Regions from separate parts of the Homo sapiens genome. Here region 2 is linked to region 1. The links are chromatin contacts, found by Hi-C or POLR2A ChIA-PET in ENCODE. All regions are on one chromosome and are shown on one strand. Each heading gives the region's core, a stretch centred on a gene start or an enhancer-like site at or near the end of the contact. The rest is flanking DNA. Distances are from core to core; before and after follow the strand shown.

Region 1 (5,634 bases), core at 1,415-3,914:
TTTGATCATAAAGCCTCAATCTAACCTGATAATGCACAGAAACTTTTTCTTTCCTGAGATTTCATATGTTCTATATATTTCAATATGCTTATTTCCTCTTAAGCAACATTAAAATCATCTATTTGGAACTGACTATAGATTTTTTTGAGACTTCGAGGGACTATGAGAATTTTATAGTAAAACCAAATTCTTTCTTTTGACATTTTTAACAACAGAGCAGAATGGTAATATACTTATTATACACAGAGATTGAAAAAAAATCAAGAAAATCTGAAAAAAATAAAGCACCAATTCCCTGGAATTTTCATCTACTCAGCCCTCACTGAACCCTATTAAATTAAAAAAATTATGATTACTTTCATTTTTTAAACAGAAATGGGAATATGGCTCCTACGTGTGACTTCCCTGAGATCTGCGAAAGGCAGTTCCAAGAATACAACCTAGGCCATCTAACTATAACCCAGTACAACAATTTATCCCCTCCATGAATGAGTCTCCCTGCTGCAGGCATGAAGATGGTGGTAGCTTTCAGACTCTCCTGAGGATTCAGAAATTCCCCAACCCTTCTCCCACCTACCTCACTCTGCAAGCTAGGAGAGCTCACCACCAAGCCCACATCCCACCTTAGGTGAGACTCGCACTGCACATCCCTACCCTTCCCCAGCCACCACACCTTTCCAACCATTAGAGGTAGATGTAATTGGGGGTTTAGGTCTTGAAAGGTTTCACTGTGGCTTCCCACATATTTTGGACTTTTAAAATCATCCACAAGGGAAGAAAAAGTTGAGGGCCAAGTTGCCTTTAATACACATGTGGCTATTAAGTTAACTTGGAATGTTCCTTCTTTAAATAGGAACTCTTAGGCCTCTTCTTTTTGAGGAATGCTTGGAAAGGACATTAAATAACAATGACGAAAATTCTTCCTGAGCTTCAGAGGGCACCCCCACCCCTTTGCTGGCCATTCACACTATTGACATGCAACTACACTCTATAACATGTGGCTGGCTTAACGAGGTAATCGTGCACAGATGATATGCTCTATGCTGAAGTTGGAGTGGTTATATTTCTTCTTGGCTATTTTTCAACAGACTGTACTGAAACTTTAAAAATTTGATCAGTTTAAACAGGCTGTTTTCAAATGATAAATCTATAATGCATTGTTTCTAAAGCCGATCTTTGCACCACAAACAGATATGCTTATCTTGAACCCATGCTCTGAAGCATCAACAACTTAAAGGAATCTACTCATTGGTAACACCAATGTCAAATGATGCGGCATTACAGAATACAAAAATGGTATGGCCCTAGAATCACTCTCTTTATATAAAATGGGAACTGGAGGTATTAACAAAAAAGCCACTAAACAACATAGATTCCAAATGAAAGCACAGTGAATTAGTTGGGTCTTTAGTGAAGCTAAGTAGCACTATATTAAGAAATGGAGATATGCTTAGGTTTATTGGCCATATTCAACATCTGCACACACCCAGGGAGAATAAAGCCTATTCTTTCCTTGTCCTGACCTCACTCCCTCAGGCTGCATGTTCCTTGGGTAATGAGAAGTCACAATCACTATTCATAGATGTGTGGGGAGTCACTAAAAATATATTATTCACTGTCAATCTTAGTTTATATCCAGATACAACAGGGTACACTGCTCTTGTAATGGAATCAGACTTCTTATTTTAACAAGACAAACCAAATCCAATCCACATTTGAAGATTATAGGTTTTAATATAAGAAAATGCACTCATTTCTCAAAGACCCTAGTGAAGCTGTGTTTAAATGCTCCTAGGTGAACCCCCTTTGCATCCCAGTGTTCCCACCCTGACACCCAGAGCCCCTACCTACCCAACACAGAATCATTTGCTCTGATAGAACAATGGATCCCTTTTTCTGGAAACATTGATGGCCACTCCTCCCTTGTCCTTGCCTATATAAAACTCCTACATATATTAAGAGAAAACTAAGCAAGAGTTTTGGAAATCTGCCCCAGGAGACTGCATCCTGAGTCACACGCGTCTTTGTTCTCTTTCTTGTCCCAAAACCGTTACCTCAAGTGACAAATGATCAAATCTCAAATATAGAATTCAGGGTTTTACAGGTAGGCATCTTGAGGATTTCAAATGGTTAAAAGCAACTCACTCCTTTTCTACTCTTTGGAGAGTTTCAAGAGCCTATAGCCTCTAAAACGCAAATCATTGCTAAGGGTTGGGGGGGAGAAACCTTTTCGAATTTTTTAGGAATTCCTGCTGTTTGCCTCTTCAGCTACCTACTTCCTAAAAAGGATGTATGTCAGTGGACAGAACAGGGCAAACTTATTCGAAAAAGAAATAAGAAATAATTGCCAGTGTGTTTATAAATGATATGAATCAGGAGTGGTGCGAAGAGGATAGGGAAAAAAAAATTCTATTTGGTGCTGGAAATACTGCGCTTTTTTTTTTCCTTTTTTTTTTTTTCTGTGAGCTGGAGTGTGCCAGCTTTTTCAGACGGAGGAATGCTGAGTGTCAAGGGGTCAGGATCAATCCGGTGTGAGTTGATGAGGCAGGAAGGTGGGGAGGAATGCGAGGAATGTCCCTGTTTGTGTAGGACTCCATTCAGCTCATTGGCGAGCCGCGGCCGCCCGGAGCGTATAAAAGCCTCGGGCCGCCCGCCCCAAACTCACACAACAACTCTTCCCCGCTGAGAGGAGACAGCCAGTGCGACTCCACCCTCCAGCTCGACGGCAGCCGCCCCGGCCGACAGCCCCGAGACGACAGCCCGGCGCGTCCCGGTCCCCACCTCCGACCACCGCCAGCGCTCCAGGCCCCGCCGCTCCCCGCTCGCCGCCACCGCGCCCTCCGCTCCGCCCGCAGTGCCAACCATGACCGCCGCCAGTATGGGCCCCGTCCGCGTCGCCTTCGTGGTCCTCCTCGCCCTCTGCAGCCGGGTAAGCGCCGGGAGCCCCCGCTGCGGCCGGCGGCTGCCAGGGAGGGACTCGGGGCCGGCCGGGGAGGGCGTGCGCGCCGACCGAGCGCCGCTGACCGCCCTGTCCTCCCTGCAGCCGGCCGTCGGCCAGAACTGCAGCGGGCCGTGCCGGTGCCCGGACGAGCCGGCGCCGCGCTGCCCGGCGGGCGTGAGCCTCGTGCTGGACGGCTGCGGCTGCTGCCGCGTCTGCGCCAAGCAGCTGGGCGAGCTGTGCACCGAGCGCGACCCATGCGACCCGCACAAGGGCCTATTCTGTCACTTCGGCTCCCCGGCCAACCGCAAGATCGGCGTGTGCACCGGTAAGACCCGCAGCCCCCACCGCTAGGTGTCCGGCCGCCTCCTCCCTCACGCCCACCCGCCCGCTGGAAAAAGAAACCGCTCGGACTGAGTTTCTTTCTCCAGCTGCTGCCAGCCCGCCCCCTGCAGCCCAGATCCCAACTCGCATCCCTGACGCTCTGGATGTGAGAGTGCCCCAATGCCTGACCTCTGCATCCCCCACCCCTCTCTTCCCTTCCTCTTCTCCAGCCAAAGATGGTGCTCCCTGCATCTTCGGTGGTACGGTGTACCGCAGCGGAGAGTCCTTCCAGAGCAGCTGCAAGTACCAGTGCACGTGCCTGGACGGGGCGGTGGGCTGCATGCCCCTGTGCAGCATGGACGTTCGTCTGCCCAGCCCTGACTGCCCCTTCCCGAGGAGGGTCAAGCTGCCCGGGAAATGCTGCGAGGAGTGGGTGTGTGACGAGCCCAAGGACCAAACCGTGGTTGGGCCTGCCCTCGCGGGTGAGTCGAGTCTTCCTCTAAGTCAGGGTCGTGATTCTCTCCCAGGGAGGGAGTCCTAACTGTGCCGACCGAACGGGGGAAATACCTTATCCAGGCGTTTTACATGGTGTTTGTGTGCTCTGCTCTCGCAGCTTACCGACTGGAAGACACGTTTGGCCCAGACCCAACTATGATTAGAGCCAACTGCCTGGTCCAGACCACAGAGTGGAGCGCCTGTTCCAAGACCTGTGGGATGGGCATCTCCACCCGGGTTACCAATGACAACGCCTCCTGCAGGCTAGAGAAGCAGAGCCGCCTGTGCATGGTCAGGCCTTGCGAAGCTGACCTGGAAGAGAACATTAAGGTACATGTTCTGCTCCTATTAACTATTTTTCACAGGAAAAACAGTGGATAGGACCCAACTTAGGGCTCTTGCCACGCTTGTTAGTATAAGCCCGTTATCTCCAAAACTATCTAACCATTGAGCTGTTTTGCTGGAATGAGAGCTTGTGTAATAGCAACCACCAGTTTTCCACTACGAAATCTTCCACAGGGTTAGTTAATTCAAGACATTCCAAGAGAGGCTCTGGCTATTTTTGGACATAGCAAATGAGACTCAAACTTCCTCCCCTCAAAATATAAACAGAAGTCAGACAACAGAAGACTAAAACACAGAGGGTTGAAGAAAGCCACTCCTCTTGTAGAGTCGCTGATTTTTTTTTTTCCTCTCTCTTTTCCCTTGTCTTCCTTAGAAGGGCAAAAAGTGCATCCGTACTCCCAAAATCTCCAAGCCTATCAAGTTTGAGCTTTCTGGCTGCACCAGCATGAAGACATACCGAGCTAAATTCTGTGGAGTATGTACCGACGGCCGATGCTGCACCCCCCACAGAACCACCACCCTGCCGGTGGAGTTCAAGTGCCCTGACGGCGAGGTCATGAAGAAGAACATGATGTTCATCAAGACCTGTGCCTGCCATTACAACTGTCCCGGAGACAATGACATCTTTGAATCGCTGTACTACAGGAAGATGTACGGAGACATGGCATGAAGCCAGAGAGTGAGAGACATTAACTCATTAGACTGGAACTTGAACTGATTCACATCTCATTTTTCCGTAAAAATGATTTCAGTAGCACAAGTTATTTAAATCTGTTTTTCTAACTGGGGGAAAAGATTCCCACCCAATTCAAAACATTGTGCCATGTCAAACAAATAGTCTATCAACCCCAGACACTGGTTTGAAGAATGTTAAGACTTGACAGTGGAACTACATTAGTACACAGCACCAGAATGTATATTAAGGTGTGGCTTTAGGAGCAGTGGGAGGGTACCAGCAGAAAGGTTAGTATCATCAGATAGCATCTTATACGAGTAATATGCCTGCTATTTGAAGTGTAATTGAGAAGGAAAATTTTAGCGTGCTCACTGACCTGCCTGTAGCCCCAGTGACAGCTAGGATGTGCATTCTCCAGCCATCAAGAGACTGAGTCAAGTTGTTCCTTAAGTCAGAACAGCAGACTCAGCTCTGACATTCTGATTCGAATGACACTGTTCAGGAATCGGAATCCTGTCGATTAGACTGGACAGCTTGTGGCAAGTGAATTTGCCTGTAACAAGCCAGATTTTTTAAAATTTATATTGTAAATATTGTGTGTGTGTGTGTGTGTGTATATATATATATATGTACAGTTATCTAAGTTAATTTAAAGTTGTTTGTGCCTTTTTATTTTTGTTTTTAATGCTTTGATATTTCAATGTTAGCCTCAATTTCTGAACACCATAGGTAGAATGTAAAGCTTGTCTGATCGTTCAAAGCATGAAATGGATACTTATATGGAAATTCTGCTCAGATAGAATGACAGTCCGTCAAAACAGATTGTTTGCAAAGGGGAGGCATCAGTGTCCTTGGC
Region 2 (5,503 bases), core at 1,837-4,336, 1.8 Mb before region 1:
TGAAAATAATTTAAAAATTTATTTTAAATTTAGTCCTAGCTACTGGGGAACTGAAGCAAGAGGATCCCTTGAGGCCAGAAGTTTGAGGCTATAGTGAGCTATGATCATGCCACTGCACTGCAACCTGTGGAACAAAGTGAGGCCCCATCTCTTAAAAAATAAATAAAATAAAATAACAGATGCTCATCTGTCTCTTATTGATTTGGAAAACTTTAAAAATATTAAACAGACTACTTTGTGAGGCTGAGGCGGGCAGATCACGAGCTCAGGAGATTAAGACCATCCTGGCTAACACAGTGAAACCCCGTTTCTACTAAAAAATACAAAGAAATTAGCCGGGCATGGTGGCAGGAGCCTGTAGTCCCAGCTACTCTGGAGACCGAAGCAGGAGAATGGCGTGAACCCAGGAGGCAGAGCTTGCAGTGAGCTGAGATCACGCCATTGCACTCCAGCCTGGGGGAAAGAGCAAGACTCCATCTCAAAAAAAAAAAAAAAAAAAAAAAAAAAAAAAATTAAACAGACTACTTGCCTATCGCTGTATTGAAAATATTACCCTCAATGTTTTTCTTGTTTGCTTACTTTTTTTGTTAACAGATTTAAAAAATAACTTTTATGAAGTCAAATCTGTCAGTCTTTCCTTTCTATCTTTTGCCTTTAGTGCCACATATGAAAAATTATTCTATACACTCCCAGCTCTATACATTGATATTTTTGAAAAATTTTTACCTTTATGATTGTGGTGATTTTTCACTGTGTCAACTTAGCTCCTTGCAAGTACATTTAACAGAATTCCATCCCCTGCATAGTTCCAAGTTTGCCTGAGCCAGAAGAGACATTTTGTGTGAGATTTGGAAGATGAAAGTAAAGGAGGGATATTTGCCTGTATGCTCAAAAGTTTGGCTCAGGGTCAGCAGGCGCTGTTGCAGCTTAGGCATGTTGTCAACCACCTGCTACTCCACCTGGTTGGTCCTGCCAGGTTCTCCTCCATCTTCTTCAACTCTGGGGCCGGGTGGGTGTTTAGAGCTATCAGATGAGACCTGGCATCTCCTGAAGGACCCCTGCACCACTGCATTTGGAGGTCTGGGGTTAAGTTAAATTCAAAAATTAATTACAGGAGAATAAATATCTTTAATATAATGTTTATAATTAGTAACATAGGATATTGTTTCATTTATTCAATTCTTTGACATATCATTTTCTTAATATAGTTCCTTCATATTAAAAAATTAATACAAGTAATTTATATATGTTTTGTTATTTCTAGTGGAATCTTCTACTAACATATATGTACATATATGGGTATGTATGTGTGTGTATACATGTATATACTTCTACTAACATATATATGTACATATATGTGTGTGTGTGTGCGTACTGAGGGACAAAGTTGTCCGTCAGTATCCATGGGGGATTTGTTCCAGAACTCCTGCAGATACCAAAATCTGTGGATACTGAAGTTCTTTATATTTGTTTATAACTTAATGCACATCCTCCTGTACACTTTAAATCATCTCTAGATTACTTATAATACATAATACAGTATAAACTCTATATAAATAGTTATGTTTTTATTTATGTAATTATCTTTTATTGCTGTATTATTTTTTGTGTGGGCATGTGATTTTTTTGGAATATTTTGTGTCCCTAGTTGGTTGAACCCATGGATGCTAAACCCTCAGATGCAGAAGGCTGAAAGTGTATATATTTCAATTACATCCATAGGTATACAAGAGCACTAATGTTTTTTTCTTGGTATATTTAGCTCACAATCAGCCACCTTTCTGAAATTTCTTTGTTCTAGTAGTTTTTTTGGGGGAGCGGTTTGATAGAGAGGTGCAAATAATGATACTTTGTATTTTCTTTTACAATATTTGTCAATCTCTTTATTTTTTACACTTTCGTTACAATTTCAAATATCTAAGCAATTCTAATCTGTTTGACGTCTTTTTTTTTTTTTTTTTTTTTTTTTTGACAAGAGTCTCGCTCTGTGCCCATGCTGGAGCGCAGTGACGCGACGTCGGCTCACTGCAAGCTCCGCCTCCCGGGTTCAAGCGATTCTCCTGCCTCAGCCTCCCGAGTAGCTGGGACTACAGGAACATGCCACCACGCCCGGCTAATTTTTTGTATTTTCAGTAGAGATGGGGTTTCACCGTATTAGCCAGGATGGTCTCAATCTCCTGACCTCGTGATCCGCCAGCCTTGGCCTCTCAAAGTGCTGACATTACAGGTGTGAGCCACCGCACCCAGCCTGTTTGAGATTTTTAGCAGTGTGTTTTTACTTAATTAGCTGGTATGGATAAGATAATAAGCATTGCTTTCTGGTGAAGTAGAATTGGTGCCAAGCAGTGTTTTTCTAGGAGGCTCGACCAATTAGTAGTTGTAATTAAAGCTGAATATAGTTATATAATACTTGAATTTTCTAATCCTTTGCATTTGAAAATATGTGCACAGAAGTGCGCATGTGTATGTGTGTGTGTGTGCGCACACACACACACAGCTGAATCTCCAGAAACCCTAAGTAGGTTTCTCCCCTGCCTCTCACCCTCAGCACAGCTAGGTCACCTTCTTCTTCTGCATCAAAACCTGGTTCCAAGACCCCAAGGACCAGCGGGCCAGGTTCTTCTCTCACCTGAGAGAAAAAGTCAGCATTTGCAAATGATTAAAATATTAAAGTATTATATAATTAGATAATTAACAACATAACAACTATTTACATAGAGTTTACATTGTATTAGGCACAATGAAATCTACACCATGTAACAGGCATCATGAAGCAATGATGGAAAATAAATCGACATAAATGAAATCTCAGCTGAATTTCTCTTGGGTGAAAAAAGAGCCTGGTGCCCTGGTCCTTGGGGTCTTGGAACCAGGTTTTGATGCAGGAGAAGAAGGTGACCTAGCCCCTCTGAGGGTGAGAGGCAGGGGAGAAACTGACTTAGGGTTTCTGGAGATTCGGCTGTGTGTGTGTGTGTGTGTGTGTTCACTCATGCGTAGATGTTGACAGTGGACAGACGGGAGTGAGCCTCCTGTTAATTGCAAAATAATAGATCGTGTTACATGTCTCTCCCTCCCCTTCCCTTTGCTCTCTCCGTGTCACCTTGTAGTCAGCATAGGAACAGCTTGGGTGGTAATTAGGCTGTCTCTGCCCACATTAGGAGTTGCTGCAGGGGGAGCCTAGCTATTGTATAACACTTGTTTAGATTTCTCCACTGTGGGATTTCTGGCTGAAGCCTTCTAATGGACAAGCAATGAACTCTCTTGGGAAGATATCTTTTTTCCTGCCACTACCACAGCTGGGGTGTGGTTTTCATTCTGTTCTCCAAAAATGACTGTCACTCAGACAACCTCTATATCCAAAGCCAAAGCTCACTAGCCTAGGCCTTTCTCATAAAAAGGATGGAAATTTTTCACTGAAGCACTTTTTTTTTTTTACACCCAAAGTCATTGACTCCTGTCAGGTTATAGTGTCACCCTCAGCCCCTCTTAGCCTCAGAGGACCTGGGAATGAGCAGGATGTGATTTCTTTGCATTTTCTGGTCCAAATTATTGAATAATAAGTGTATGAGAAAAGACTTTCGCTAGGTGATTAAATTCCCTTACATGCTTTGCCTGTATTCATTGGTTTGGGGAAATAATGGTAGAATTTATTTTAAAAACTTTCAAAAATAGATTGGAAAATTATGCAAGAAAATTCTCCTGTGGTTTTATTTTGTATAAATTGTGAACAGCTGCGTCTGACTCTCAGTGTCATTGTGAACTGGTCACAGATTTTTTTTGGAGTTACTCAAGAATTTGGTGGCAAGAATCAGTCCAAATATTCATATGACATAGAGTTTAGTTCTTCCAACACCCAGTTCAGACAGATGTTTCTTCACCTGTGTTCTTCTCACCTCTAGGTCCTCAGTTTTATAGAAACCCTTAACTTCTTATGCTAAAGGAAAGTAACGGAAAAAGTGACAAAGATGGTGATGCTAATCCAGAGGAATGGGTGACTGGCAAATGTTATGCTTCAGATATTAGGGAGAGTTCAGGGAGAAGCATGTTAGGGACAGGGGCTTTCTTGGGCCACTAAATTGGACAGCGTGGATTGCTGCCCATACGTGGAGCCTGCCTTGTGTGCAGAAGCAACTGAAAGGAAGGCATTTTCCTTAATGATCATAGCACAAAATTCATGTTGAGTTTTGACTTTTGGTGTACTCTAGCAGTTAGTTTGTTATTATTGCTGTTTTCATTGTAATTGCATCCTTGATTAGGCTCTGCTACTTTGGACTGAGCTGGACACAGGGATCATATCTTACAGGAAAAGCACCGTGTGCTGTTGGTATATGATAGGCTTGGCTCTGTGTCCACACCCAAATCTTATCTCGAATTGTAATCACCACTTGTTGAGAAAGGGACCTGGTGGGAGATGACTGGATCATGGGCGAGGTTTCCCCCATGCTGCTCTCATGATATCAAGGGAGTTTTCACAAGATTTGATGGTTTAAAAGTGGCAGTTTCCCCTGTGCGCTCTCTCTCTCCTGCGCTAATGTAAGAGGTGCCTTTCTTCCCTTTTGCCTTCCGCCATGATCGTAAGTTTCCTGAGGCCTTCCTAGTCATGTGGAACTGTGAGTCAATTAAATTTCTTTCCTTTATAAATTACCCAGTGTCAGGTAGTATCTTTATAGCAGTGTGAGAACAGACTAATGTAGTAGACGTGGAGTCAGTGCACACCCCCACCCTCTCACCTGCTCATGCTCACATATCCTCACCTGCTTCCAAAAGCATCAATCCAGAAAGATTTCAGGAAGAACCTGGAAAATGGCCTTCACATGAGAGAGCTGGGAGAGCCCCAACCTAAAAGCACAAAACATCATATCTTTTAAAAAGGTGATTTTGAAATCCTTAAAACCTTGACAGATACCCTTAAGCTGCTTTTCTAATGATGTCTTCACAGGGAAGAAAAGTTCTTTAGAAAAGGCAAAAATCAATATTTTGTTTTGTTTACAGAGCAAGCATATAAGTTAACCATACTTATGAAGTGGAATGAAAGACTCCTGCAAATGTTCATGGGAAAACATCAGGGATACTGTACTTCTTTCTTTCCCTTCTTCCTACTTCTCTTACTTATCATTTGGATATTTCATAACATATAACACCTAAGATCTAAACATTTTAATGCCTACTGATTGAGTCTTAACACTCTTAATCAGACAAATTAAACAAAATAGTCTAATAAAAGTGATTTTTGCTCAAGTATACATTAAGATAACACTTTATTAGGCATAGAAATGAGAGGCCTCTTCTCGGCTGGTTTCCCACAGCAAGGGAAGTGCTCAACACGCAGTGCTGGTCATGTGTTCCTCATTCACTGTATACTACCAAGGTCGATTTCTCAGGTTGGGCAGGTTTAGAGGTGTTAAACTTAGCAACCAATTTTCAATAATAATAGTAGCTACAATCAGTAACTTATGTACCTCTCATTTAGAGCCAGGAGCTGTTCCAAGCATTTTCACATCTA

Evidence for each region. A loop is a pair of places that touch in the nucleus more often than their neighbours do. ChIA-PET counts read pairs that join two places held with the same protein, here RNA polymerase II (POLR2A).
Region 2: a loop to region 1 is called in a map of PC-9, with 8 times the contacts of the local background. The contact joins the enhancer-like site here to the promoter of CCN2 in region 1. A Hi-C loop is called at or near these places in 1 of 168 maps with a recorded cell type or tissue (PC-9). POLR2A ChIA-PET finds 5 or more read pairs at or near these places in 2 of 52 experiments (H1 and PC-9).

Annotation. Positions count from the first base shown.
Region 1 is chr6:131,948,402-131,954,035 of GRCh38, reverse strand. It overlaps CCN2 (cellular communication network factor 2), which reads left to right and starts at 2,664. Exons shown (of 5, transcript NM_001901.4): 1 at 2,664-2,929; 2 at 3,044-3,266; 3 at 3,493-3,744; 4 at 3,876-4,087; 5 at 4,476-5,634. The coding sequence starts at 2,864. The coding sequence ends at 4,772. The region is part of intron 2 of CCN2-AS1 (CCN2 antisense RNA 1); the gene reads right to left.
Region 2 is chr6:133,739,259-133,744,761 of GRCh38, reverse strand. All of the region lies in intron 4 of TARID (TCF21 antisense RNA inducing promoter demethylation), which reads left to right. Among named protein-coding and RNA genes, the nearest start is that of LINC01312, 79 kb to the left of the region's middle. Within about 2 kb of position 3,086, at least 3 of the 41 ENCODE cell types and tissues checked have a DNase peak (open chromatin) inside an H3K27ac peak, as active enhancers do; they include PC-9, where a contact is called at or near this core.